Regions from separate parts of the Mus musculus genome. Here region 2 is linked to region 1. A link is a loop called in an ENCODE intact Hi-C map of the cell type or tissue named here. Cell type or tissue: heart. All regions are shown on one strand. Each heading gives the region's core, and the rest is flanking DNA. Links, peaks and the distances in the headings are about the cores only. Region 1 overlaps Mapre3 (microtubule-associated protein, RP/EB family, member 3). Region 2 has its middle 30 kb from the start of Tcf23.

The links. Peaks named below come from ENCODE experiments on the same cell type or tissue, not always from the same donor. Only the 100,000 strongest peaks of a DNase experiment are listed, where the experiment ranks them.
Region 2: a loop joins it to region 1, with 2.4 times the contacts of the local background. A loop is called at or near these places in 1 of 42 quality-filtered maps.

The regions. Positions count from the first base shown.
Region 1 is chr5:30,862,027-30,872,519 of GRCm38, reverse strand. Mapre3 (microtubule-associated protein, RP/EB family, member 3) reads right to left here. Exons shown (of 6, transcript NM_001310516.1): 2 at 9,877-10,022; 3 at 9,160-9,316; 4 at 7,792-7,946; 5 at 7,553-7,705; 6 at 6,414-7,392. The coding sequence ends at 7,324. It overlaps Tmem214 (transmembrane protein 214), which reads right to left and starts at 2,941. Exons shown (of 17, transcript NM_144525.4): 1 at 2,702-2,941; 2 at 1,732-1,931; 3 at 950-1,100; 4 at 665-799; 5 at 366-448; 6 at 1-19. The coding sequence starts at 2,852. In heart, for the core only: a CTCF peak has its summit at 8,376 (motif pointing left); DNase peaks (open chromatin) are centred at 7,999 and 8,459; H3K4me3 peaks cover 581 bases; H3K27ac peaks cover 872 bases.
Region 2 is chr5:30,992,947-31,005,033 of GRCm38, reverse strand. No RefSeq gene overlaps it. Among named protein-coding and RNA genes, the nearest start is that of Tcf23, 30 kb to the right of the region's middle. In heart, for the core only: a CTCF peak has its summit at 6,487 (motif pointing right); no DNase peak of the experiment used is centred there; H3K27ac peaks cover 212 bases.

The DNA of each region.
Region 1 (10,493 bases), core at 6,494-10,493:
ACCGCAGAAGCTCTAGGAACTGAGGAGGTGAGGAGAAAGGGCAGGTTAAAGGGCCGTGCACCAGGAGCACTATAGATCCTTGTGGGGCAGGTGTCAAGGACAGCACAACTCTACTGCAGTGCCACATAGTGAGTCGTGACAGCTTCCCCCACTTGTTTCAAACCGCCTGACAAATTCTAGGGGAGCTAGGGGACCTCTATGGCCCACCCATTCCATGGATAAAATGAACACACGGGCCACCCTTATCTAGTAGAGTACGCGTGGGGAATGCTAATGTATTATTTGCTGTTTCTTTCCAAGCCCAGTGGTCTGTCTGGTCCTCTAGTCCTACCCCTTGTGTCCCCAGCACCATCCAGGCCTCTCACCTTGTCCAGGTTTGAGGTGACAATCTTAGGCTTGTCTTGCAGAACGGCTTGAATACAGATGCGGTACCCATGTAGCGACTCCCCTAGAGAGATGGGTTCGGTTCTCAGATTTACTCATATGACCTGACATCCTACACTTTTTTATTTCCAGAAGTGAGTCGAATTCCTAATCACTTCCCTTTCCAAAAATGTGTAGATTAGCACTTTTCTTATTGTAAAGGGAACTGATGACCACGCTGAAGGCAGGAAAAACAGAAGTTCTGCTCTCAAGACGGTCATCCTCCATAGGGCGCTCTCACCTGGTGTTTTATCCAGCTCTTGCAGCATGGTGAATAGACAGTGGTCAAAAAAGAGCTCCACAGACCCTGCAGCTTTGGTCAGGAGCCCCCGGATGATCCCACGTAGCTCTCGGCTCACAAGGCTGTAGGGATAATCTGGGGCCATCGGCCTCTGTGAGTGCTAGGACCAGATGCCCTTGCATGAAGGCTGGCTTGCTCTCCCCCAAGGAGACCCAGGACTATTAGGAACATCAAACCTCTGAGAATGTCCTTGGCCTTATCTAAGCTGAGGGGTAGGGGACTAACCATGTGGATACTGGCTCAGAGTGGGCTCCATCCGTGGAGTCTGGAGCTTGTAGTTGAGATAGCTGGCCAGGTCCTTCAGCCACACGGAGGGGTTCCCAGTGAACACGCTCTGGCTCTTGTCCAGTTCCTTCTGCAGAGCTGCCACATCCAGCTGTCAGGGCAGAGACTTCCATGGTGAATTGTAAGAGGAAGGGGAGTGGGACAGGGGTAGGAAAGTGGCTAAAGGAGGTTTTCATATGTGGAATCCTACAATTTTGCCAGATCCAGATCCTAAGAAAGCCTGGGGCGGGACCCTTGAGAATGATGATCTCAGTGCCCCACATTGCGATGTAGGACCTGTTCATGTTCAAGGGCAAGAACAGAGGGCAAGACAGGAGACGAGAGACCACTGCTTCTGTGGAGCTGAGAATCTAAACCAGCTTTTCTTTTCTTTTCTTTTTTTGGTTTTTCGAGACAGGGTTTCTCTGTACAGCTCTGGCTGTCCTGGAACTCACTTTGTAGACCAGGCTGGCCTCCAACTCAGAAATCCGCCTGCCTCTGCCTCCCGAGTGCTGGGATTAAAGGCGTGCGGCAGCACGCCTGGCTCCAAACCAGCTTTTCTAATGTCTCCATCTTGTTCTTGGGATTTCCATCTTCCTGCTCACCTATGTTTCTGACAAATACCAACATTCTTTCTATTCTAAGTGCACGCATTCTTTCCTTCCACATCTCCATATTGTCTGGAACACCCCTGAGTGTCCCAAGTCCCCATTTTCTCAGTCCCCAAGCCTAGGCACACTTACCGCTTTCAGTGCGTCCTCCAGGCGTCGGAATGGGCCCTGTTTCTGGTTTTGGCTAGGAACAGCTGTCACCTTCTTTGGTTGCTTCTTGTTTATCGGTTTCTTAGACTCTGCAGCAGGGGGTGGAACTTGCTCTTTATTCTGCCGTTTCATGATTTTCTCAAAGCCACGCTCATAAAGAGTGCTTGTAGTCTGGATTGGTGCTGGAATGAAGACAGGTAGAAAACAGCAGGCCACCCTTAAGACCCCAGATCCCACTGTACAGTGGTCTCTTCTTTGTAGAGGCACCTAAGTCATTTAGAGGGAGATTCTGGCCCAAGCCCTCTCTTCCTTGGAAGCAGCTTAGAAAAACAGGAAAGAGCCCTCCGGGTGGCTGATTTCAACCACCACAGTCAGGTCCCAGGCCCTCCCAGTTCTTTATTAAACAATTAAAGTATATGGGAACTAGACCACACTTTTTCCAGCACGGCCTCCACCCCCAATTCTTCTTAGTTCTGAGATGACAACTCTATATACTCAACAAGTGGCAAAATTTTTCTCCCTCTCTGGAGATTGTGGGGACAGGTGACACTGAAATTAACTCCTGGTTGGAGAATATGTCGGGCTATTCATCCCAGTGCTGGCCTTCTCATCCACTCCTCTCACACCTGCTGGTTATATAAGAAGGGGCTCCATGTAGGATCCCAGATGCCTCTGCTCCGTGGCTCAGACACCTGGCCAGTGAGGGCCGGGGCAGCTGAGAGGGTTGTGTGCAAAGGCTTGGACAGATAGAGATCGGAATTCCAGTCTCCTCAGACTCGAAAATCGGCTTCTCTGGACCTCCGCTTCCGACCTATGCAGCGGAGATGACCACCTCTCCTCGTGCTGTCCCTGAGTCACCGTGGCCGGGCTCCCGAGGATCGGCTCCCGGCTCCCGCAGCTGTCCGCCGTGCCCCTGCCCCACAGGCCCAGGTGGGCGGCGGCGGATACTCACAGCTCAGGTCGTATTTCAACACTCCATTTGCCTCCCCGAGCGCCCGGCGGTCACTGCCACCGCCGCCGCCTCGCCCACCGCTGCTTGCTCCAGGTCGCCGGCCCCTCTTCACCACCTCCCAGCCACCGCTACCCGCTGATCTGGCCGCCATGACTTCAGCTCCACCACCTCCCGGCTTTCGGCCCCGGACAACCTCCGCGCGGTGCCACGTCTGCTGCCTCCGCCGCCGCAAGGCACCCTGGGATTCGTAGTCCGTTCGCGCCACGGCGCCGCGCCGAGCGCCTGGGGAGTGATGGCGGCGGCCAGGTTCCGCCCCTGGGGCGCAAAAATCCCTACCCTGCACCTGCGGGCGGGCTCGCCTCTGACCCGCATGGAAATGGGACTGTTCCCTTTTTTCTTATCTTTGCAATGCTCCTGAAGGATGGAATGAAAATAGTTCTCACCTCGGGAGAATTTGAGGAATAAATGTGTTCTTACTTCTTAGAAAGTAGTAGTCTGTTAGCAATTAAACTTCGTATTTGGCGGCCAACAAACTTAATTGCCGAGGAGTGGGACGATGCAGACTTGGGGGAGAAAAGTAGAGCGGCAGAAAGACTGAGAAAACTTAGTAGAGTAGCTCAATGGCAGGGCGAGAAAAGTCTGGGGCAGCCAGGCCATGATCCCTTTGGAGGCAGCCAGGAAAGGACAGGCTCTGGCTCATGCCATGTTCCAGATGTTCAGCCCTAGACTGAAAGAATCACACAGCAAGGTCCCGACCCTAGACGGCCTACAAAACTTGAATGATCCCAGCTAGGGAGCATGATGAATGATAAAACAGCAATGAAAATATCACATTTAAGGAAATATGTTGCTTAGTGTGCTTGTGTGGAACTCATGCTCCCGCACTGCTGTACACATTATCCCCCCCAAACCTCCTTGGTTACTTTTTTTTAGACAGGGTTTCTTTGTGTAGAGCTGGCTGTCCTGGTACTCTCCCTGTAACCAGGCTGGCCTTGAACTCAAGAGATCTGACTGCCTCTGCCTCCTGAGTGCTGGGATTAAAGACATAAACCATCACTGACAAGGAGTGGTCCACTTTTCTTACAGGGTAAATTATTCAGCTGAAGGATGCTTGAAGCCCTAGGAGAGGGAGGGAAGTGGTTTCTGAAACAGGTGGCAGTTGAGATGACTCCCAGGAAGGGAGAATTTTCATTGGTTGGGGATCATGGCTTGTGGAGAGACTGCTTCAATCGTATGGCTTTATTAATTTAGGCAAAGGTCTAGAGTGGTAGACTATATAACAAAACTGAAAGTAGTTCGACATGACTTCATACAATTGGAAAAGGATCATGACCGCCAAATCTGGAGTTTATTCTCTAGACTCTAGAAACTGGAGAGGGAAAAGGTGACATGACCCTTAAAAAACAGCACCCAGGCCTGTGTGAAGGATGGGTCACAGAGAAAGAAGGCAGGTGAGGGATGACCAACCCTTGCAGCCTTCTGGTGTCCTCCATCCCCTTTAGGCCCAGCCATAGCTGCCTGTCTTAGGGGTTCTGAGATGGAATGTATTTGGCAAGGAAGGTATCTGTGCTGATCAGCAGTCAGTTCCTTTTTCAGATGCTGTTTCCCTCTACTCAGACACCACATGGTCCTTTGTCCAATCCCTGCTGTCACAGGTATCATCACAGAAGAGGGCCTATGTTGGGAAGAGAAACAAAACTGGCTTCCCCACTATAGCTCCAGCTGATGGCCTCTTCTGTGCACATACCCACACACAAAGACTCACAGATACATAAATAAAATAATAAAAATTTTAAAAAAGTCTAAATCCTAACCAAAGTTTCTACCACCTTCACCAAGCCTTGCCACGCACGTGTGGTCTACTTCAGTGGTTCTCAACTTTCCTAATGCTGCAGCCCTTCAATACAGTTCTTATGTTGGAGTTACCCCCAACCATAAAATTACTTTCGTTGCTACTTCATAACTGTAATTTTGCTACTGTTATAAATTTTAATGTAAATTTCTGTATTTTCCAGTGGTCTTTGGTTACCCCTGTGAAAGGCTGAGAACCACTGGTCTAGACAATCCCAACAGGTTCACATCCACTTCAGCATTCTTGATCTTTGCTGGGTTTCCACGCCTTGGCTATTATGTCTCTTTGACAAACACACTTCAAGAGGGTGGAGTTGTGTGGATGACAAGGGAATGTATCTGACTCCTGTCTCTGTTGGGTTTGTGCTGTTTATATATGCCTGGTAAATGCTGAACCCCAAGATCTGGCTCCATCCTCACATACACTGGCCTTTGTTGTATAAACCAAACTCCCCAAATTAAAGAGGTCACCATTAGATAGGGTAAGGCAGGCCTAGAAGTGTACCTCGAGGACAGCTGATGAAGCAGAACCAGCCTGGATGAGACTCACACAGCAAGTACTATGGGAGTATAGCTAAGAACAGCCGGTCTAGCGTAGGAAAAGAGTTGAGGGTAATCGCCCAATAATTGGGCTAAATTAATAAGACTCTGGGTCAGTGATTGGGTGGATGGCCAGGTCACAATAACAAGTAGTTTTTAAATAGCCAACAACACCCTCCTTCCGGTTAAATCTTGCTCTAAAACAACCCACTTGGGGGCTGGAGTATAAACTGAGTGCTTGCTCTAGTTTTCACACATGCACACGTGTGTGTTACACACGTATGCAAAAATAATAGGAAAAGAAAAAGAGGAACCATGTAGACCCAGCTGTTCTCTGGGCCACAGGCATGTGTGCTGCAACAGCTGTTGTGATGTGTGGGAGCTCTGACAAGGAGTAGAGGGTTACCCTGCAGGCCAGCCTGAAAGAGTCTGCAACAAAACAGTCCTTGGCCAAGAAGCCCCTCCTTCCCCAGTCATCCCATGGCCACTTTCTGGGCTGCCCTCCTTACAGCCACAGCTCTAGACTTCATTCTCCTCCTGAGGACTCCCTGTTGTGGTGAGAACACTTCAAATCCTACAACTGTCTTTCAGGAAGCCACCATTTGGTGCCCCAGACTGCAGGGAGACAAGCCATCCTCTCCTTCATCCATGACGTCAACTGGACAGCATTTGCAGGAACTGGCTCTGTGCTGGCAAGGGCAAGGACTTCAGTACATATCAACACAATTTTCTCAGTGTTTAGTTTTCTCTGTGCCTATGCTACCTGAGTCTGGTGCTTTAACACTAGCCCAGGTTTGCATCAGTCCTGCCCTAGACATAAGAAGTGTATAAACCGCCGGGCATGGTGGGGCACACCTTTAATCCCACCCAGCACTTGGGAGGCAGAGGCAGGCAAATTTCTGAGTTCGAGGCCAGCCTGGTCTACAGCAGAGTGAGTTCCAGGACAGCCAAGGCTACACAGAGAAACCCTGTCTCGAAAAACAAAACAAAACAAAACAAAACAAACAAAAAGAACTGTATAAACCAGCTAGCTAGGGGTCTTTATAGAGAGGTATTTTCGTGATCCACTGGCCTGTAACTCATCCCTAACAAACCCTTGTTACTCACCAAGACCAACTTGAACAAGTCCTTTTTTGGGCTGTTGGTATCATCCCATTTTCAGGGACAGTCTTACATCTCCCAGAGAAATACACATACTACCTGCCTCACAAAGAGTCCTCAGTCGTGGGAGTTGAGTCTAGGTCAGAGCCTGGTTGTCAGTGGTGGCTTCTGCTCATGAAGGTGTGCTGCATGGCTATCCTCTTACAAAAGACAGAGAAGGTGCTATGTTCTGACCCCTTGCTGTGGGTCAATTGAGGAAATCATGGCTTGCCACACAAATTTATTTAAATAAAACTGAACAGATATGCAGGCTGGTGCCCAAGGGGCAAAGGTGGGGGTGAGAGAATGGGGGACAGACAGACAATGGGGGCCAGGCAGAGTCTGTGTGGTCTAACTAGGCTGCAGGAGGGAGTGGCTAGGAAGCCTGGGGCAGTGCTGGGTGTTGGTGCTGAGGCAGGGGCTTGGTGGGGGAGCCCAGTGCCTGGAGGTCATGTCTACTCTCGCATGCTCCCTGGACCCAGAGCACTGCCTCCTCAGCTTCCCTTCCCTTTCCTCATATCAGCCTTTCCCTCATCTACTGAGAGAGAAGTCAAAAGACAAAATAAATAAGAATGGGTGAGTCCTGTCCCAGTCTCGGCTCTAGGGAAGGGGAGCCAAGCCAGAAAGACTACCCCAAGCCCTGCTGTCAGCCCTGGAAAAGAACAGGTAAAGTGCAAGGGCAATCCAGTAAGTAAAAATATACCAATGACTTTGTCAAATATACAGCTGCTGGCTGCCAGGGAGCAGGTGGCTGGCTTGTGGGGTACAGCGGCACCCTGGAAAGTGTTGGCCAACACAGCATAGAGACAACGGAAATAAATAGGAGTGGGGAGTGGACAGGGGTCCTGGACGTCCCCTGGGCCAGTGCCACTCGGGGGACCCAGACAGGGCCTCGTCCTCTCACCTGCCCAAGCCTCCCCCACCACCCTGAACCCCACTCGTCCGGCTCCCTAATGCTGTGGCACTGACACAAAGCACCCAGCTGGCTGACTGGCTGAAAGGAAAGGACTATAATGTGGGGTGGGCATAGTTGGGGTGGGCAGAGTGGAGGTGGGCAGGGAAGCTGTGGTCAGCCAGGGCTGGCGCCTCCCTCAGTACTCGTCCTGGTCTTCCTGTTGGTGTTCTTCAATCTCATCATCCTCAGGGGGTGCAAATCCCTCCTGGAGGAGGGAGAGAGAGATGGTAAGGCAGCTGGCCAAGGGGAAGGATCAGGTTCACACTCAGCCTAGAAACAAGGCATGAGTGGCCACCAGTTCAGGAGCTCTAGCTTGCTCTCGAGTCTCAGCAGAGCAGTGGGAGGGAGGTGAAGAGAGGGCTCACCTCCGTGGCATAGAGAATGCCAATGATGCCCGAGATGACGGGGCTGTTCTCGCTCTCATGTTCCTGGCAGATCAGCTCGATGTCTCGCAATTTGCTGAAATAGAAATCTCGTTCTTTCTCAAGCCCGTCTACGGTCAGCTTCAAGTCCAGCAGCTGCGCAGGCACAAGGAAATGTTGATGCCAGATGTTCCTGCCGTCCTCTCGTCCCCATGTCAAGTCCCCTTTCCCAGGCCACTTACCTGCTGGTTAAGCTCGAGGATCTGGGCGTCAGCCTCATGGCCACCGTTTCGGGCTGAGGGGGGATTCTTCCGGAGGATGCAGGGCGGAGCCACGTTGCTGAGTCGTCCAGAGGTCTGCATGTTCTTGGGGCCTGTGGGGGACGTCCTCTGCGGAACTGTCCAGAGGACAAGAGTCAGATGAAGTGACACAGCACGTGACAGCCTGGTGTGAGAACCATGCAACAGGCAGGCACTCTCCCTCAGGAAGAGCATCTACATGGAGGGAGGCCTCCAGCCTTGGCCGCACGCACGTGACACGACAGCCACTGGACAGCCCTTTGGCAAGCCTGGGAGAGTAAGTGCCACAGGAAGCTAAGGGAAAGGTGCTTTCAGCACTGGGACCTGAAGAGAGCTAGCCTGAGGGAGGGGCGCAGACACTGGGAAGGTGAATTTGATGAAGTGGAGCTAGGGGTGGTTCAGGGCCTTCTGTCCTGACAGAGGAGACCCAGGAGAGCAGTTGATGAGTCTGTCCTAGCAGAAGCCAAAGCCACCCTCAGTGAGACTCAGCCCCACCCCACCAGCTCTCTCTCTCAGTTTGGGCTCTGTTTCCCTCTGCTGGGCTGGACCTGTATCTTCCTCAGTGGAGGAGGACTCAGGCTCCTCCCTAGCACAGCCTGCATGCTGTGGCTACTTGCTCTTTAGCCATTGCACTTCCTAGACAGCAGCTGCTTCTAAAGCAAAGCAAGCAGTTCCGTGGGGACAGGCCCAGGCAGGACAGCAGCGCAAACAGAGGAGGTGGCTCTGCTATGACGGGTCAGATGCGGGTGGGGCTGCTCCCTTCTTCCTTGCCACAATCCTGCTGTCACCACAAGCCTTACTCCTTCTCTGATTGCCCCTAGCAACCCAGCAAGGTACCAGCTTTTGGAATAGAGGAAGGCAGATCAAGCTTGGCAAACTCCTGCTTTGGGTATCCAGTGGGCAGGCATACAGGGTCTTGGGCACTGGCTCCAGGCGTGCAGCCCAATAGATCTGGATAGAGGAGCCATGCCCCATCCAGCTTGAGGCAGACAAGCTAGCTCGTGTTATTCAACAGCCTCCTGGGTCTCGGCAAGCTGCTGCCATGACTGGTGCAGGTGGCTCTCCTCCTAGAGCAACGTTTGACGCCCTCTCACCCCCAAACGGGATTCCCCATCTAGGTAAGCAGCAGGCGATGTCATCTGAACTCCGTGATAACAGTCTCCTCCGGGCTGGCAGGGCTGGGCCGGTGGCCCAGGGGGCACTCCTGGCTGGATAGCCCTGCCGGCCCAGCCCCCCAAACTCCCTCCACCAGCTTGGGCGTGTTACCTGCTGTGCCAATGAGTTTCTTGGATTTGTTGAAGATCTGATCACCTGGGTTAGGAGGTGGTGCTACGTCCTGGCCCTGCCGCGCCAGCAGAGGGTTGTAATCCTTTCCATCATAGTTTGCGTCAAAGAATTTCTTAAACCACTGTATAAACTCAAAATTATCTTGGAATTTTCCTTTCACTAACTTCTCTACGGGAATGATCTGAAATAGACCACATAAGCAGACCATTTTACCCACCTGCTGTGTAGGACTGCCTTCCGCTGTGAGCACAGCAAAGTCAGCCCCTGGGCCTCAGCATCGTCTACTTTCTCCACCTGCACCCCCTCCCATAGCACCAAAGTAGACAAGCAGGCTGGCAGCCCCACCAGGGACTCAGGGACATTCCTTCCCTACAGGCCCGGGAAAATATTGTGTGGGAGGTGACCTCCCCTGTATGTGAACTGGAAGCTGAGGATGCACATGGGCAGGAGAGTAAACTGATATGTAGCAGGAGTGATATATATCTATATGCAACCTCAGTATCAGGAGTGGGACGGGTCTGCAGAGGAGAAAGGGAAGGGAGTACTTTTGCAGTGGGACATTAGGGCTTGAGTGTATTCACAGTATCTTGAGCTGTGTGTACAGCCTTCCCTTTGGGGTGTCAGGGGTAGAAAGACATGTGACAGAATGAAACAAGGAGGCCTTGTCACCCTGGCTGGTGGGTCATCTTCTTCCCCAGGGAAACACAACTCCTCGGGGACCCCAGGGGTACAGACACCTACTTTGTCAACACCCATCTTCTTGAAAGCTGCTTGCAGCACCTTGAAGTTGTGGATGTACTCGTGTTCTAGTTTGGCCTGGAACTTGACCTTCCTCAAGTGAACACAGCCAGGGAAGAGCATGTCCATGAACTGGCAGTAGGCTGCCCCTGTGAAGATGCACAGCTGATGCAGGTACACCTACCACCCTGGACCCCTGCTGGCCCACTTTCCAAAGCCTGGTCCTAGAGTTAGGGCCAGCCCAACTGTGATACTACATATGATTAAATTCCCCTTGCCTTTACAAGACGAACTGTGATTACTCTTCATGTATTTACCTTTTGGTGGTGCTAAAGAGGAAACCCAGGGCCCTGGAAATACGGAGCAGGTACTTCACCACTGAGCTAAATGTCCATCCCCCAAATGAAAAATTAGTGATCCCATTCCAAACACTGACAGACAGGTGATGGCAACTGTGTGGATTGGAAAACTGACACCCACAAGGGCTACAGCAGAGAACAGGGAGCTGGGACCCAGAGTGGCTTCATGGGACCCCATGTTGTTAACTCGTGTCTTTACTGTCTGTCCTGGCTCTTACCCATTTCTCCAGCCTCCGTTCCCTGAATCCAGCTCTAAGCAGT
Region 2 (12,087 bases), core at 4,756-8,755, 130 kb before region 1:
GTTTTCTTTGCTATTGCACAAAGTGTCTGGTCCAGGACAGTGTATCGCAGCCAATTGGGAGGCTTTATCTGGGAGCCTAATGACTTCTCAGGAAGGCTTTGTGGGATCCCAGCTGTAGTTAGAGGGGGTCTTTCTTCCTACATGGCCACATGGGCATGGAAGATGGGAAGGCACGTGGACTCTGTATAAGGATCCTGGCTCTTTCCCCTTGGGACAGTTACAGCACTCCGCTGCGATCAATCAGCTCTGCTAGCTCAACCATGCAGTTTTTAGGTGTTGGTCCTGAATCGAGTACATCAGTCAGTGACTATTGCATATCCTGCATATCAGATTCCTTCTTTTTCTGAAGGAACCTCCACTCATGCAAAAGACTAGATCAGGGTTTCCTGAGGATTGATCTGAGAATCAGAACCGGCTGCGACGTTTTCCACGAGGACTTACTCCCAGGAGTGGAGTCGGGGAGGATCCCTTTTCTTCTCTGTCAGACAGGAAACTGGATTCAGGATTTGACAGGTCTTGAGACTAATCTGAGGTCCCTCCAACATGAGGAGCTGCTGACATTTAAGTAGCCTGCTGTCATCATCCTTAGAATTGAGCATAGCCTGTGAGCCACAAGGGGGCGCCCAAGGGTAAACTTTCAGGCTTTGGGAAGTCCCCCAGCGACATCTAGCCAATTCCTTTCCTACCTTCATCACTGGCTTCAGCTGTAGGTTGCTCGGCAGGGGCATGAGTTGGATAATTACTCCAAAGCAGTGCCCTGTCTCTCAGTCCCATGCAGGAGAGACTTAAGGTGGGAGTCTCAGTTAACGTCTTTTTAAGTGCCAGCCCTGAGAGTATGCCTCCTTTTGACAATACAAGGCCCAAATAGGTACCTTTGGCTTTGCATGGCTGGCCTTTTCCTCTAGGCCCTGTAGCCCGTGCCAGCCAGGATATCAAGGAGGGCTTCTGTCTCTTGGAAATGACTCCTACTGTTGGCCCACAAAGGAGGAGCTCACCTTCATAGTGAATCATACTGAATTTGGGTGGTCTCCAGATGAGTCCAACCCACCAAGTCAGTCATCTGGGGTGGGGGTGGGGGGGTTCAGGCCGTGCATGAGTTGAGAAAAAGACCAGGGTTTCTTTCTATGTATTTGGAGGTTGAATTTGCTCCAGATGTTCAGGGGGGGAGTTGGTGGGGAGCCTGGACAAATATGGAGCTATCTCAGGGCTTCTCTGTGTAACCCTGACTGTCTTGGAACTCACTTTGTGAGGCTGGCCTCTAACTCACAGAGATCTACCTGTCCCTGCCTCCCAATGCTGGATTAAAGCCATGCGCGACAACTACTTGTAACTCCAGCTCTTGGGGATCCAACTCCTCTGGCCTCTGAGGGTAACTGCACTCATGTGCACAGAACTCCACATAATTAAAAATATCTTTAAAAATCTTTAAAAATAGAGCTGAGTGTTGGTTGCACACACCTTTGATCCCAGCACTCTGGAGGCAGAGACAGGCAGAGCTCTGAGAGTTCAAGGCCAGCCTGGTCTATCGAGTGAGTTCTAGGGCAGCCAGGGCTATGTAGTGAGACCCTGTAGGAAGGAAAGGAGGAAGGGAGGGGGAGGGATGGAGAGAGAGAGAGAGAGAGAGAGAGAGAGAGAGAGAGAGAGAGAGAGAGAGAGATGCTCATTTCAACTGGGGCAATAATGTTGGCCTCTTGTGTTTCCTGGAGAATTCTTACTGTGAAAATCCCCAGAGTGTCACACGTGACCCTTGGGAAGGTGAAGTCTCTGGATCAGGCCCCTTAGGTCCCATGAAGTTTACTCTGATTTTACCTCCCTCGAGTCACACCAAGTTCTGATCAGTAAGGGGAGCAAGTCAGGCTATATTCACAAGAAGGTGTGATGAATGGTTACAAACTGGTTTAATTTGTTTAAAGAACTCTTTTAAAGTTGTAAGTGGTTTGTTAATGGCCCCTTTTATTTTGGTTTAGAGAAGAGAGACGTGAGACAGGCCCAGAGAGGGAAGATAAGATGCAGAGAGAATCCCACTGCAGGTTAGAGACACCCACGAGAGACTGGATGAAGGGAAATTCAGTCTAATCAGGAGAAAGTTCGGAAGTCTCCCTGGAGCCAACTTTCAGTAATTAACTCTACGTCCGTCAGCCTCTAGGGAGGGGAAGGGGGAGCCCGCAGACAATGTGGGACAGCATTCTTTGAGAAAACAGTCTTGCTCTTTGAAGCATAAGCATTAGAATTAAAAGCATTCCAATGGTACCTTGTTCTCAGAGAAGAGAAAGAGCAAAGTTCCTAGCCTAAATTTCACATTGCTAAGCATGGTTGAGGGCTGTCCCCCATTCCAGAGCAGAGCAGAAGCCTGGATAGTCTCCCTCATTTCGGGGTTGAGTTTGGTTATGTTCAATCAGTAAGAAGAATCCTAAATTTGCAATGAGCACCCCCAAATTTTTTAACGAATTATCTATAAATTTTATGTATATGAGCACACTTCAGACACACCAGAAGAGGGCATCAGATCCCATTACAGATGGTTGTGAGCCACCATGTGGTTGCTGGGAATTGAACTCAGGACCTCTGAGTCAGTGCTTTTAACCACTGGGTCATCTCTCCAGCCCACACCCCAAAATGTTACCATCTACTGGTCTTAGGTTAGGATAGTTAGCTCTGTTGATGAAGTAATTAAAAGCCAGGTGGTGGCTCACCCTTTAATTCAGACACTAGGGAGACAGAGGCAGGGAGATCTCTGGGAGTTGGACTAACAAGTGAGACTATCTAAAAATTAAAATTAAAAAAATTAAGGTCTAGAATTTACGATGCTGTACAAAGTTTGTAAAATCTATTCTTTTTTAATTTTTTTTAAAGCAAAGAAGTAATGAACCACAAAGTCAGAAAGATAATGACATCTACATTGGAGAGAGCAACTGTTGAGTTTTAAAGGGAAGGGGTTTAAATTACCTTCCAGTTCTTATCTAGGTGAGGGCATTCTAGAGGCTAAACATTGCCAACTACAGTTGCTCTTCACTTTGTAGTACTAAGGATTGGATTGAACTCACATACTAGGCACGGGCTCTACCACTGAAGTGTATCCTAAGTTCTTTTAAATCATTGTTTACATTGAGATAGGGTCTTGAAAATTCTACCAGGCTGGTCTCCTCTCTCAATTTCTTTCTTTTGAAAAATTTAAAGGTTTTAATTTTATTTGTCTTTTATGTATATGGGTATTTTGCCCGCACGTATGTCTGTGTACTGTGTGTGCAGTACCTGTGGAGGTCAGAAGAGGGCGATGGTTTCCCTGGGGTTGTAATTATAGTCAGTTGTGAGCCACCAGCCTTGCTCAGTTGTTTGAATAGCTGGGTTACAGCCTTCTCCATCAGGCCCAGCTAAAGTACACTTCATACATCCTCGGCATACTTCACCACACAGTACTGTGAATCTACTAACAACATGATGATACACATACAGATCTCATTTCAATACTTTATTAAGAAAAAAAGCTGGCGGGGCTGGTGAGATGGCTCAGCGGTTAAGAGCACTGACTGCTCTTCCAGAGGTCCTGAGTTCAAATCCCAGCAACCACATGGTGGTTCACAACCACCCATAGTGAGATCTGAAGACAGCTACAGTATACTTATGTATAATAAATAAAATCTTTAAAAAAAAAAAAGAAAAAAGAAAAAAAGCTGACTCTGCATGTTGAGACTTGTAATCCTATCTAGTTGGAAGGCTGAGCTGGGAGGATAACAAATTCAAAGTCTGTCTGGGCTTCAGAGTGAGTTCAGTGCCAGCCTGGGCAAATGAACTAGACTGTATCTCAAAAATAAAAACAGCTGTGTCACGTGTCACGTGTCACATGTCTGTAGGTCTATCATCACAGTGGTGGAGGCAAGAGGAACAGAAGTCAGGGTCACTCTTGGCTACATAAGGAGGTTAAGGCCAGCCTGGGCTACAGCATATTTGTAATCCCAGTATTTCAGAAGCTGAGGCAGGAGGATTGTTAAAAGTTAGAGGTCAGGCTGATCTACATAGTAGGTACCAGGTCAGCCAGACTGCCTCAAAACATGAAAACAGAGATGGGGGTGTAGTTCAGATGCTACAGTGGTTGCAATGAATTTAATCCCCAGAACAACAGTCAAACAAACAAAAAGTATGAATTAAAATGTAAAAGTGCTGAGGCTGTAACTCGATGATCTAAAAGTTTCTTCCCTGCTGGCTGGCTTTCATAGTGTGAGAAGGCACTGTGCATGCAGGCTATGGAGGGAGAAAAGTCACTGATATTACCACACGGTGAGTGCTGGGTGCTAAAGCCTGACTCCCCAGGCAGGTTGTGCCCCTGACAGTGACAGGACTGCTACAGTGGCCATCAACTGCTTTCTGCTTGGAGTGAGGCCTCCTTCATGGGAGAGATTCACAGTTGGTTCTGTAAACCTAGAGAAAGCCTGTAGCTCAGGTGGTCGCAGGCCCTAGAGGGAAGCTACCCGTGTTGTTTTGTTAAATGGAGATGCAGCCAAACAGCCTTCTAAATATCATTCCACCCACAGCACAGAGCTGCTCTCAGCCTTGGCCCAAGGAGCTTCTTTTCAAAGCCAGTGTTGAGTGCTTAGCCCTAATGGAACCTCTGAACCCCCTAGGAAAATAATGCCTGCCCTCTAACGTAGCAGTCAGTCACAGCTACTCTACTCTTAAAAATTCCTGAACAGTGACACACTCCCAACCACAGTAAACAACATTCCAGGACTCAAATAACTCATTTTCCTAGATTCCTGCCATGGCCCCATGCAAACCCCTTACTCACCGCTCGCCATTCTTTGACCGATCTAGGTCAAAAAGGAATTTTACTTACACGGTTCTGTGTGTGCCTAAGTGAGCTCCCTGGAACTGGCATTCTAGGTCGATGTGAGCTACCTGGTGTCGGGGCTGGAAACGGTGCCCAGGTCCTCTGGAAGATCAGGAAGCTGTCCTATCCACCATAAGTGACCCTGATTCTTACAGAGACCCTCAGCTTCCACCAACCCAGAAGCTAAGATCTCACCATATAGCATCTTGGGCTATAGAAAGCTTCCCCAATCTCTCTGTGCCTGCCTCTCTGATGTACCCACAAATGTGTTTTAAACTTGCCTTGATTTGGGACTTTCTTTATTCTGTAAAACTATGAAACTGTTTCCACATCAGAACACAGAATTTGTGGTAACCTAAATGTGTGTTACTGAACTGTGGTCACTCGAAATAGCTCCAGAATACACGGTTGTGTTCATTTAAGATTTTTTGAGTTATGTTTTTTGTGTAGCAAGTGTGTACCAACACATATAGCTTCTTCAGGGAAAATTCTCAATTTTTTTATTTTCAGAATTTTTCTTTGTTCTAGCTTTTTTTTTGGGGGGGAGGTGGTTTGAGACACAGTTTCTCTATATAGCTCAGGCTGGCCTTGAACTCAGAAATCCACCTGCCTCTGCCTCCCAAGTGCTGGGATTAAAGGCGTGCGCCACCACGCCCAGCTCTAGCTTTTTTTTTTTTTTTTTTTTTTTTTTTTTTTTTTTTTTGAGACAGAGTCTCACTATGTAGCCCTGGTTGACCTGAAACTCACGACTTCAGCCAGACTGGTCTTGAATCCACAGTGATCTGCCTGCCTCTGCCTATTGAATGAAAAATGAGATTAAAGCCAAGTGTCACTTGAACACAATGGGGGGACGGAGGTGCAAGAGGATTTAATCCTAGGACTCAGGAGTCAAGGCAAGCAGATCTCTGAGAGTTTAAGGCGAGCCAGGGTTACATAGTGAGATCTGGTTCAAAAAAACTAAAACAACAGAGAATGTATGCATTACCACACTTGGTAAAAAAAAATTTGGTGAAGGTTGAGGAACTGTTATTGAAAAAACTATTTTTTAAAGATTTTATTATGTTATTTATACAAACATACATACACTGTCTTCAGACACACTGCTAAGCCATCTCTCTACCCCTCCCCAAAATATTTTTAGCCATGTGGTGGTGGTACATGCCTTTAATCCTAGTGCTCAGAGGCAGAGACAGGTGGAAATCTGTGATTTCCAGGCCAGTCTGGTCTACACAGCTAGTTCCAGGACAGCCAGGGCTACACAGTGAGACCCTGTCTCAATTGCATGGTCCTGAATAATGATCGAACAGAAATCATCCCTCCCCCAACACACACAAATATACACAAGAAAGAACTAGAAACTGCTTTTCCTGGGTGACCCAGAACCAAGCACAAGTGACTTTCCATCTCATCTCCCTGTGAACTTTGCTCTTGAGTTTCTCACAGTCCCTAAGAGCCCTTGCTCTGTCTGGATTGTTCGCAAGGGTCTCCAATATAAAAATATGGACGGGACTAGCCTTTGACCTCCTTTGTGCTGTAGCTGAGAACCTCCAAGAGACAAGCAGGTTCAGATGCAAAACATGTGTTTAACTTGAATTATTGTTATAAGATTTATTTTAATTTACCCGTATTTGTCTGTGTGAGTGTGTGCAGGTACCAACATAGGCCAGAAGAGGGAGCTGTACCCCCGGGGTTGGAGTTACAGGTGGTTGTCACCATGTGACAGCTGAACTCCTGTCCTCTGAAGTAGAAGCAGGAGACTGGAGCTTGCTTGTTCTGGTGTTCTGGGCTCTCCCACTGTTTTCTCTGAAGACCTCCCCCTTTGCTATAGCTGCTCTGAGACCGCCATTGCTGGTCCTTACTCAAAAGGCCTCGCTTTCTCTCTTCTCCAGCTCACTCCTCCCAGCAGCTGCTGTAACCTCTAGCCCAGAGTGCTGGGGATGGAACTCAGGTTCTCTGCAAGGGCGAGAAGTGCTCCATAGTCTCTGAGCTGTCTCTCCATCCCCAGGGCCCTAGCATTTTACCATGTGGATTTACACACAGTGGCACAGAAGTACATGCAAGGAGAATCATCAGACGTTTCCCCTCCTACAAAAATATATTGGAGTCGGGCGTGGTGACACACGCCTTTAATCTCAGCACTCAGGAGGCAGAGGCAGGAGGATTTCTGAGTTCAAGGCCAGCCTGGTCTACAAAGTGACAGAGAAACCCTGTCTCGGAAAAAAAAAAATTATATATATATATATATGCCTATCTCAGACAGGGTTCTTGTTTGCAAGCAGCAGGTGTAAGTGGTTGGACAGTTTAAAACTGTTTATTATAAAGATAATTCTTGGGAGGACAGGAGAGCAGGTTCAGTGCTGACCCCCATAACTAAAGCCATAAACCACATTCAGAAATAGCACAAAGAATAAAACATCTAGAACATTGCCATCATAAACACAGACACCAGGAACTTGGCTGCAATTCTTCTTCTTCTTCTTCTCCTTCTCCTCCTCCTCCTCCTCCTTCTTCTTCTCCTTCTCCTCCTCCTCCTCCTTCTTTCCTTCTCCTCGTCCTCCTCGTCCTCCTTCTTCTTTCCTGGTTTTTCGAGACAGGGTTTCTCTGTGTAGCCCTGGCTGTCCTGGAACTCACTGTGTAGACCAGTCTGGCCTCAAACTCAGAAATCCACCTGCCTCTGCCTCCCGAGTGCTGGGATTAAAGGCGTGCGCCATCACTACACAGCTGGATGCAACTGTTAATGGTGCCAGTCCCTGTGACTGTGCAGGATGTCCTCACTTAAGCCCTGTGGCATCTATACCAAAAATGTGGAAGCCCTTCGTGGAGCCTCCTTCCTCTGGGTTCTACTTCTGTTTCAGAGAAGGATTCTGGGTGCAGCTGGGCAGTGGAAGTATCCATAGCCAAGTGTGCTAATAGTGCATGCCTTTAATCCCAGCACCTGGAGGCAGAAGCAGGTGGCTCTTCATGAGTTCAAGGCCAGCCTGATCTGCAGAGTAAAACATCTGAAGTGTTCAGAAAGAACTGGCCAGCCAAAAAACATGGCTTATATTGAAAGAAAGATGAAATTTCAAGACCTGTAAGTCATATAAAGTACACAGAAATTGCTGGTTGTTTGTGAGCCTAGAGGCTGCCTGGGGCTGAGAATAAAGAAAAACAAACCTGGGTATGCCCTGTTGTTAAAACATTCCTGGGAACATCTTGACCATAAGATAAAGGGGACTGTGAAGACATAGCAGGGCTATCTGAACTGAGTCAACAACTCACAGAACTCTGACACCCTGCACGTACATGTAATTTTTCTGCTGATGTTTGAATAAGCCAATAGTGTGTCGCTATGCTGAATTCCACACCCCTAAGCCCCTCACCCCATAAAAACCCCTAGCTTCCGAGCCTCATGGCCGACATCCGTTATCTCCTGTGTGGGATGCATGTCGGTCCGGAGCTACGTCATTAAACGTCCTCATGTAATTACATCAAGATGGTCCTTCGTGATTTTTTTTGGGTGCCCACAGAATTGGGAATTGAGTGGGGGTTTCCCTACTAGGTTCTATCAATATCCTCTAGACTGCCAATAAGAATTGGCTAATAAGCTTTTTTAAAAATTATTTTTATTTATTTGTTTCTGGGTTTTATGTGTTCTTTTTGTTTTTGTTTTTGTTTTGTTGTGTTGTGTTTTGTTTGAGATAGGGCTTCTCTGTGTACTCCTAGCTGTCCTAGTACTCACTCTGTAGACCAGGCTAGTTTTGAACTCACAGAGATGTGCTTTCCAAGTGCTGTCAATAAAGGTCATACGTGTCAGTTATGTATATCAAATGTATGCAGGAGCCCATGGAGGCCAGAAGAGGGCTTCAGTTCTCCTGGTTCCAGAAGGTTGGAAGTCACCCAAGGTGGGTGTAGGGAGCCAAATCCAAGTCCCCTGGAAGAGTGAAAGCTCTTAGTCTCCAGCCCTGGCGTATAAGCTGTGGTACATCCATTCAGTAGAACACTGTGTATCCCAGGCCAGGGACACAGGAGACTTTTCAGCTGGAAAGAACAATTGCCACGAAGCCAGAGAACCTGTGTTCAGTTCCTGGAATCTGCTTATGGAAGAAGAGAACCAACTTCCACAAGTTGTCCTCTGATCTCTGGCATGTGTACCCACAAACATATGCAAACACACTATATAGATACATAAATGTTTTCTAAAAGGAATACTGTGCATCATATTCATATACCCATCTCTGCTCACTCACCCCCTCAGAAAATGGAATTCTAGGGCTAAGAATATAACTAACTTTTCTAGTACATATCAGGCCTGGATTTCATCTCCAGCACTTAAAAACAAAACAAAAGCAACAGTAACAACAACAAAAAGCTTTTTAAAAGAATCTGTGTATATGTATATGCTTTTCCAAGGCCTACAAATCTCTGCAGGCATACACAAGACACTGATAACCTGAGAGGGGAGGGGAGAGGGAAACTGTGGTTGGACTGTAATGTGTGAGAGAAGAATAGGAAAACAAACTGATAACTTGTGGCTGCTTCAGAGAAGGAAAGAAGGAAGAGAGATGGAGTTGTTGATCAGAATTCTACACCTGCACACGTAACTGTGACAAACAGGTTAAAGTAAAAACACTCAACAAACATCAAAACTGTTTTATGAAACACTCTACACTGTGATCAAAAATGGAAAAACAGACACCATAAAAGGTAATGCTACCTCAGGGTCACTAACCCCATCTTCTAGGCTAAAGGTCCCTCTTTGTACACCCACAATTGTTACACAGAGTCCACTCATCCCTTAATGTTGGCCTGCCTGCCTAGCACTTCCTGGTATAGTCAGTTCAGTGCTCTAAAGCTGTCGATGACCTTGAAGACACAGAGAACGGCTAACAAAAATAGCTAACCCATCTGAGGAAGCAAATCTCTCTCGTTCTCACGCCCTCACAGTCTGGAGAGTTGCTGTCATTCCTAAAGGGTGAGGAGTTGAGAAAGACCCACACAACAGCCACCCAACAGCCACAGGCTGGAAGACCTCACAATGAAAGTGCCGTGCCCATGGCTAAGGGAAGGTTCGTTGGCTGAGTTCAGAGCCTGTTCACCACAGCCATTTAACACCTGCTGACCTAGCTCCTGGTTCCTGTCAGCAGAATCGCTTAGGATGTTGCCAGCAATCATGGACAGACCAGGCAACGGAAAGTGGTTCTCGCAGTGAGGAAATATTATGTCACAGAACATTATGTCTCTGTTGGGGAGAGACCCTCAGAACCGCTGAACTGTGACAGACAGACAGACACCTGGCTTACTCTGACTTTATCTGGATTTTCCCTCCTAGTGACAAGATGACCCCTGCAGTGCCTAAGACCATGAGGTCACTGAAGGCAGGAGGCCTCCCTGTTCTCACTTGTCCTCTTCCATTCTGACTTTAAGCTGGAGAAAAGTCTTTCCTAGAGGCCCCCCAGTGCATCTGCTAGCTAGATTTGTGTTACATGCCCACACCTCAGGTCCATCCCTGAAGAGGCCTGAGGACTCTCATTTTTGACCAGCTCATAGTTCATTCTTAGTGCCCGAGAAAGAGGGCGCCCTCCTCTCCCCTCCCCTCCTGTCCCTTTCCACACTCTCTTCTCCTCCCCTACCCTTCTGTTCCTTTCTCCCCTCCTCTTCTCCCCCTGTCTGACAAGGTTTTGCTATGTATCTGAGGCTGGTGTTGAACTCTTGATCATCCTGGCTCTGTCTACTGAGTGCTAGGATTACAGGTGTGCACCATTATGCCCAGCTCACCTATTTCTTGTTTATCCGAAAGTCAGTTTTAACTGGATACTCTGCATGTTTTCCCTCCTTGCTGGATTGGGATCAAACCCTAGGCTTTGTTCATTCTAAGCAAGCCCTCCACAACTGAGCTATACCCCCACCCCCTGTATCCTATATTTTAATTGCTAGATGTGGCAACCCCACTGGGAGACATGCCCAGCCTTTCTGAAAGTGTTGTCAGCCCACACTTGACAACCAGAGTTCTGCTGGCAAGGAGTTTGTGGAGCCAAATAGCAATCAATGTGGTCGACCTCACTGCCTCACAAGACTGCCTAAATCATCAGTCAAGAAAGCTTTGGCTGGCATGGCCGGATGGCTCAGTGGGTCACAGATCTGCCCACCAGGACTGACAACCTGTGTTTGATGCCCAGGACCCACAGGTAGAAGAAGAGAATGAAGTCCTCCAAGTTGTCCTCTGACCTCCACACATGTGTTATGGTGTGTGCACATGCACCCAAATACACACATGTACACACAGAGCAAATGAACAAATGTAATTTTGAAAAGGGAAAGCTCTGGCCTTCAGAGCCCAGACTTTTTATAAGTGTTGAGGTGATGGGGGTGGAGAGGGAATGGGGGTGAGAGACTTATAGACAGCTAGGTATTGAGAGATCCAGAGATCCAAAATCACAAACTCTGTAGCCCAGGCTAGCCTGGAATTCAGTATGTAGATAAGATTGGCCTCAAACTTTCCGCAGACTCCTCCTACTTCCCAAGAGCTGGGATCCCACACTAGGGCTGTGACATTTAGTCAAGATCACAGTTTTCTATCACAGGATAAAACCCAAATTCTCAGGGCCAGCTGGTGACAATGTACAGTGACAGAGCTTTTAAAAATGAGCTGCATGCAGGGCCCAGTACACTGCAGCTGTCACTTGTGTGGTCTGAAGCTTTGAAAGCCACCACTCACTGTCCTTTGGTTTTGGCACAGTGGCAGAGAGTGGGGTAGACGCCACCTCTGGAGACCATGTGAACATCTCTGTAAAAGACTTAACTGAGTATTCTGGTCTCTTCCAAGCCCACTCAGCATAGACCAACGTGCCAAAGAAAAGATGGAGGGAGTGGAGATTTTCTGTGGGAGCTGGTGCTGCTTCAAGACTATTTTTATGCTTTTCTCTATGGAGATAATTATATCTCTGGTTCTGATTATAGACTGTGAATACTGAGTTCTTGGTGCCACTCATGGACAGATGCAAACCCACAGCTCCTTTGCCCAGCCACTAGCTTTTCCACGGTAGTGACTAGTCCATAGGGGCACAGTCCTGGGAGGAACAGGGGACAAACCACTTGTTTGTCAGGTCCCATGAACTCTGGGCCACCGCCTAATCAGCACTGGGAATTCTGGCTGCCAGGTGGGAAACCACATGACAACTACTTTAAAAACATTTCCCCGGGGACACAAAAGCATCTAATGGTAAACACCTTTTTTTTGAGACAGGCCCAATAACCTGGGTCTATGAATAATCCTTTCCTTT